Regions from separate parts of the Mus musculus genome. Here region 2 is linked to region 1. Evidence: chromatin contacts called from ENCODE Hi-C or POLR2A ChIA-PET data. All regions are on one chromosome and are shown on one strand. Each heading gives the region's core, a stretch centred on a gene start or an enhancer-like site at or near the end of the contact. The rest is flanking DNA. Distances are from core to core; before and after follow the strand shown.

Evidence for each region. A loop is a pair of places that touch in the nucleus more often than their neighbours do. ChIA-PET counts read pairs that join two places held with the same protein, here RNA polymerase II (POLR2A).
Region 2: a map of heart shows a loop between it and region 1 (2.7-fold over the local background). The contact joins the promoter of Zdhhc24 here to the promoter of Ccs in region 1. A Hi-C loop is called at or near these places in 1 of 37 maps with a recorded cell type or tissue (heart). POLR2A ChIA-PET finds 5 or more read pairs at or near these places in 4 of 5 experiments (Patski and embryonic stem cell).

Annotation. Positions count from the first base shown.
Region 1 is chr19:4,837,565-4,840,827 of GRCm38, forward strand. It overlaps Ccs (copper chaperone for superoxide dismutase), which reads right to left and starts at 1,758. Exons shown (of 8, transcript NM_016892.3): 1 at 1,633-1,758; 2 at 1,267-1,339. The coding sequence starts at 1,671. It overlaps Ccdc87 (coiled-coil domain containing 87), which reads left to right and starts at 1,802. Exons shown (of 1, transcript NM_207268.3): 1 at 1,802-3,263. The coding sequence starts at 1,918.
Region 2 is chr19:4,876,846-4,880,108 of GRCm38, forward strand. It overlaps Zdhhc24 (zinc finger, DHHC domain containing 24), which reads left to right and starts at 1,823. Exons shown (of 3, transcript NM_027476.3): 1 at 1,823-2,184. The coding sequence starts at 1,904. Actn3 (actinin alpha 3) reads right to left here and starts at 1,064. Exons shown (of 21, transcript NM_013456.2): 1 at 866-1,064. The coding sequence starts at 1,009.

The sequences.
Region 1 (3,263 bases), core at 508-3,007:
GATCCCACTACAGATGATTGCTGGAAATTGAACTCAGGACCTCTGGAAGAGCAGTTAGTGCTCTTAGTTGCTAAGTCATCTCTCCAGCCCTGGGTGAACTGTTCATGCTACACAAGACAGCTGGAAGCAGAGAACCAGCTCTGGAGTTGTTCTTGACCTCCACATGCACAAGCCCTCCTCCAAGCACATCATGCACACACTCACTAATAATAAATCAAATAATAGTTCCAGGTCAGGTGTGGTGGCGCACGCACGCACGCACAACTTTCATCTCAGCACTCGGGGGTAAAGGTAAGCAGATCTCTGTGAACTGCAGGCCAGCCTGGCCTACATAGTGAGTTCCAGGAAAGCCAGGGCTATGTGGAGAAAGACCTTATCTCAAAATAAAACAAAACAATCAGTCCCCTCAATCGTCCTCCTAAAACCCCACCTTTGCCTGTAAGCTTTTCTCCTCTTTCCTCTTACAATCCCCTGAAATTGAGTGGGCTCTCACTACAGGCTCAAGACTTGTATCAACTAATTCACTCCTCATGACAACACTGAGCTATGAACACTGTTCAAACACTGAAGAAACAGAAACACAGAAAATAAGCACGAAGCTGTACATCTGTGGAACTATACGCACTGGGGTTCCCCACCCCACCCCTGCCAGTGTCCTGGCTTCAGACTCTCATCTCCTTCTTTCCCTTTGCCACCATGGCTTCCCAAGGAAGTGTTCTAGGAGCGCTCCTTTGCCAAAGCTTATACGATCTTTACCTAAGCATAGGGGTAAACATTTTCCCTCAGAAACCCCCAGTGTCTAATCTATACTGGCTGAAAGGTTGAATGAACATTTAACAGAATCCAAAACAGCCAGTTTCTAGCGTCAGGAAAATGACTCTGCCTTTCATATCTTTCCTCTTCTGCCAGGTCACCCACCTGCAGACCTCCTGGCTTAAAGTCCCTGAATTGGGCCAGGGATGTTGTCTGCTTTCTCAGAACTGTTCTATTTCCCAAGCCAGACCTCAAATGCCCGCCCCCCTCCCCCTCTAGAATGCCCTTGGTAGGAAGTGCTCTATACTCTGGCTAGTTCCATGCTGTTCAGCAGCTGGACAGGCAGTTTGTACTAGAAGAAAGCTCTGGCTAGGCAAAGCTTGAGGCCTATACTCTAGGCTCTGCATCTCCCGGACTCTGAGAAACTTCCTTTCATTCTTTCTGCATCTATGCAACCGGAATACGGCTAAACACAAACCCCTGGCTGATCCCAGAAAGATTGTCTACTCTTACCTGCCACCCCTTTCAGGGTCTTGTGCACAGCATCCACACAGCTCTGACAACTCATCTGCACTGCAAACTCCAACTGTAAGGGAAGCAAGGCCAGGGCACATGTCAGACATGATCCTTACTCGCCACCTCATCCCCTATGTCTCTTTGCACACATTGCACTTGACTTCTCTTCAAATTCCTCCTTTATTATCTCATGAACATTCCAGGATCGCGGTCTTTACCACCAACCCCCCTCCCGTGAGGGGCATCTCCGTCCTAACCCCGGAATTTCACCTCCCCAGGAGCCTGTTCTTTCCTGGCTTCCCAAGATATTGATCACCCCAAGGGCTGAAGTTATGCGAGGCTCCACATGAAGCTTTCACTCACCGCACACACAGTCCCACCGTCCCCCGACTTCGAAGCCATCCTAGCTGTTGTCACTGCCTAGGCCGCACCGAACCGGTAGGGTCCAGAGACCAACACAACTCTACTTTGTGGGATGGGCGGAGTCTCGGAGGCCGCCCTTAGCTCCACCTCCTTGGCGCGTGCGCTCCCTAGGCTGAGGCCTCTGAGCTGTCCGGTAGTGCTACCGGCTGCGCAGGCGCATTGATGCAGTTTCCTTAGTAACCATTTGGCGTCCTCTACCCGCTCAGCCGGAACCACCTGGTAAAGATGGAACCACACAGTCAGGAACCTGACCTCAAGCCGATTTACCACCGGTTGCTGAGTCCGCTGTCGCTCTTCCCCAGCAAGGCGAAGCCTCCTCCAGAGCCTCCGAAGCGCCCCTCTCAAGATGCCACGCCCTTGCAATCCATCCCGCTGGCGAAGCTGAAAGTTGGGCCGCTGTGCCGCCAAGTGTCCAAGCGGCTAGCAAGCAGCGGGCGGGCGGCACGAGTAACTGCCAAGGACCGACTTCGTCTCACTGAGGTTATTCTAGAAGAGCTGAAGTGCAACTGGCGGGAACCTCCTATAGAACCCATTCTGGACTACGAAAACAACCAGAAGCTGCGGCAGCGGCTCGAGTCCTACGTGCTGATCAGTAGTGAGCAGCTCTTCGTACGCTACCTGCACCTGCTGGTGACCCTGCCGACCTCTAGAAGGGTCTTCACTGAATCAGCCACCCTCAGCCGGTTGGCAGTAAACCTTGCCAGGGATTGCACAGTTTTCCTCACCAGTCCTGATGTCTATCGCTGTCTGCTGGCTGATTTTCAGACCCTGCTAAATTTAAAGCACGCCCAGGGAGGCATAGTCAAATTGCGTCCTCCTCCCTGTCCCCCTGGGACTTTCAAGCTCTGTCCAATCCCCTGGCCTCACAGCACTGGCTTAGACCACATGCCGTGCTCTAGCCTCAACCTGAACTACCTTGTCCAACTCAGCCGCCCATATGATTTCCCCAGTGAGCCCGAACCTGATCCAGTGGAAGAGTTGAAATCCATCCCCCAGCTGAAGAGTAGACAGCAGCTCCTCTGGGTGCCCTCCATGATAAAGGATAAAGAAATTGAATCGAGACCCTCACCGATGGTACCACTGCCTAGTCATTCTCCCAGCAGTGAGAGTCACCAATTCCCCACCTCACCAGTCCATTCCTGGCTCCAAAGGGGCCAGTCCATGCCTTGTCTTCATGAGGGGTGGAGTCTGGCAGATGAGTTGTGCCTTCTTCCTCCCTCTCCTCATCCCCTCACCCCGCTGATCTTGGCTTCAGAGAGTAAACCACTGCCATTCCGGGACATAGTGGCTGAGGATCTGAAGCAGAAAATGAAGATCATGAGAATGGAGTGGAGTCGATACTCCCTGCTGGACTCTGGCCTGCCTCCCCTCCTCGGGGTCCTTACCCGGCGCCTAACTGCCCAGCACCACCTAGAGAAACTGCAGCAAATGATCAAAAGCCTGCAGGAGGAAGAAGCCTCCGGAAAGTGGGATCTCCAACCCCCGAGAATCATCCCACTACACCCACAGCCAGTCACTGTTGCTTTGAAGGTACATGATCAAGTTATAGTCCAGGTAGCTACTGTGCAACT
Region 2 (3,263 bases), core at 573-3,072, 39 kb after region 1:
GCTCCCTCCTCTTGGTAGCCAGGGGTGAAATGATCCAGGGAAGGAGGGGGCAGTGCCCTGCAAGGCTGAGCCTGGGCAATGGCTGCCCTCATGGCCCTCTTGAGCTCCCACAAAGGCGCTGCCTCAGCACAAGTGTCCATGTGGGAGCCTGGGTTAGGTTACTGGTAAGGGGAGCCGGGGCTCCCCTCCTCCTGACCTTCTGGCCTTTTCAGCAGACTCAGGGCTTCTAGACAGGGAGGGGAATCTTGGGAAAGAGTGGGGTGAGGCAAGGAACAAAGACCCTCAGATGGGGGCATTCTTTTCTTCCTCAGTACACAACAGGCTGCCTGCCTATCTGTGCCCTTTTCTGGGCCTCAATTTCCTCCATTGTCAAGCCAGTAGAGGGATCCACCCATAGCAGAAGACAGAGTAGAGGATGGGAAAGAATATGAGACAGCTGTTCTCTCCTACACCCCAAATCCACTGGTTGTGTGTCTGGCATGTTCTCCTCAGGATGGGGTCTAGGGATACTTAACTGGAGACTAAAGGAACATAACTTTCTGAGAACCCCTCACCTCCCATCCAAGAATGAGTTGGGTCTCTTGGACCTTGTCCAAAATCCACTTTCACCAACACAAGAGGGGCAGTGGGCTTAAAGTTATTGGGGAGTCACTGAGGGACTCCACGGTGTCCTTGATATCCTAAATCCCTATGAGAACTCTTCTGATCTTTGAGGACAGCATATAGCTGGTGGGCAGAGCCTGGTTTGGGGAGCTGCACTCTAGATTACAGCCAGGCTCTGACCTTGAACTGCCCAGATGCCCGAGAAGAACTGCCTGGCCTCCCAGCCTCAGTTTTTGCCTTTGGGAAATGGGTGAGCACTCACTTTCCGCTGCTGTTTCTCCCAGGCCGGGTCCAACAGCAAGTCGCGGTCCCAGTCCTCCTCCTGTTCCATGTACTCGCCGCCCCCACCGCCAGAGAAGGGCCCCTCCCCGGCCCCCAGACCCTCGGGCTGCATAACCATCATCATCTTGCTCAGGCTCTTGGCTCCGCTCTGCTTCACTGGGCGAGCTCCTGCACACTCAGGCCGGGTTAAGTAGGGCCCGGTCCAGCCCCCAGATCGGGTTCGTACTAAATATGGGGTACGTGGGTGGGGCCAGATAGGGGGCGAGGGAGGTTGGGAACTGGACCAGAGAAGAGATTGTGCTGGAGTCAAAGATTGCGGAATCGCGGGGGATGCTGGGATGACTACTGGCCTAGATAGTGGGTTCGCATTTTAGCTCTGTGGTTAACTTGCTGTGTGATCTTGGGACAGCCATGGACTTTGTTTCCTCATCTATTAAGTGGATTCCAAGTGGTGGCTGTAGGCATCCTAAAGGCTGCCCCTTGGACCTGAGTCTGTCCCTCCTAAGCATTGCGCTCGAGAAACAGACCCCTATTTCTATTTCACAGTCTGTAACAGCAAGTCAACAAGTTGTTTGGGGAGTTTTCTAGGGTGATGGAGACACCCGAGCATGGGGAAAGGCTCAGGGCCAGATGATAGGGCCAGCCAGGTCTATTAATACCGGGGCGGCTGTAGAGGAGTGTAGGGAGAATGTGCTGAGCCGGGAAACCCCGACGCCCCGGGGGCTGCAACTCAATCCTCATGGAGTGGCAGCAAGCCACACCAGGGGCGGCTACTGCAGTACGCTGGGCGGACTGCTTCTTTTTGACACCTGGGCAGCATCACCAATCAGATTTTCGAACATCTGGTCAGTTAGCCAATCACTTCTCCGTATCTGTGGCCCCTCCCTATAAGTCTGGCGCGCGCAACGCACCCCCTGCGGAGCTCCTATTGGTTGCAGGAGACGTCAGTTCGCTGCTAGGCCCTCCCCAATGCGGAAGCAGTGGGATCCCAGCGATCGGAAAGCCGGTGGGTCCGACCATGGGGGAGTCCTGGGCAGCTCGGGGCGCAGAAGGAGCGCCCGCGCGGATGCCACTGGTACTCACCGCGCTGTGGGCCGCCGTCGTGGTCCTGGAGCTGGCCTACGTGATGGTGCTGGGGCCTGGGCCACCCCCGCTGGGACCACTGGCCCGGGCCTTGCAACTGGCGCTAGCTGCTTATCAGCTGCTCAATCTGCTGGGCAACGTGGTGCTCTTCCTCCGCTCGGATCCCAGCATTCGGGGGGTGATGCTGGCTGGCCGCGGCCTGGGACAGGGCTGGGCGTGAGTGTTGGGCTCCGGGAGTCGGCGGGCAGAAGCAGGGGGTCTGGTGGTCGCTGGTACCAAGAAAGGACCCAGAACTTGAGGTGTCAGTAACCAGATGACGTTAGCATCCGGGTTGTTAGAGCCATAGAACTCCTTTAGAGCCTGGCACCCGCTACTTATTCATTCAGATATTGAGCAGCCACTGTTCCTAGGACTCAAGTGAAAACAGATGCCCGACCTCCTGGAGTTGATTTCAGTGGCGGAAGGTGCAGATAATAAAGATAATAATAAGCCAATAAAAAAAAAGCAAATTGCGTAAACTAGATGCTCAAGAATGATACAGAAACAAAAAACAGAGCAGGGTAAAAGAGGCGAGAAGTTATCTTTATTATTTGTGTCTGTATGTGTGATGTGTGTCCGGTCCCAGGCGCGCATGCCGGGGTACACAGGTGGAGGTCGGAGGACAATTTTCGGGAGTTTGTTCTCTCCTACCACGTGGGTTCAGAAGAGTGAACAGGCCATCAAGTCTGCGAAGCAAATGCCTTTAACCACTGAGCCATCTCTCCAGCATAAAGTTTCAATTTTAAATAGATGGTCAATTTTCAGTACAAGACTTTTAGGTGATTAGCTTTAGGTTAATTAGCTTGATTAATTAATTTACATTTTACTAAAAAGCCATAGCATCCACAAATATATTAAGACTAACTTGTCCACTTGCAACTAAAAACTAAAAATAAATAGGTGGACATCACTCAGGCATTTGCGGTGGAGTCAGCCACTTGGGAAATTTTGAACTGGTTTCTGGGAGAGGGAAGCAGACCAAGAAAAGGCAGAAGCCACAGTATGCCCAGAATATTCCAGAACCACAAGGTCAGCGACTGGAGTGGAGAGGGAGAAAGATGTTAGTGGTGGAAGTACTGCCAGGCCTTTGCAAACTTTGCTTTTCAGAAGGTGTGTCACAGGCAGTAACCACTAGCTGGAGATGCCTGGTGAAGACAGGGACTGTTCCTGCTTTCCCAAGATGGTCTCTGAGGCTGCGGTTGGGCATGGTCTGGGACACTGAGAGCTACTGAGGCACTGACCTGTGTCCTTGCTCC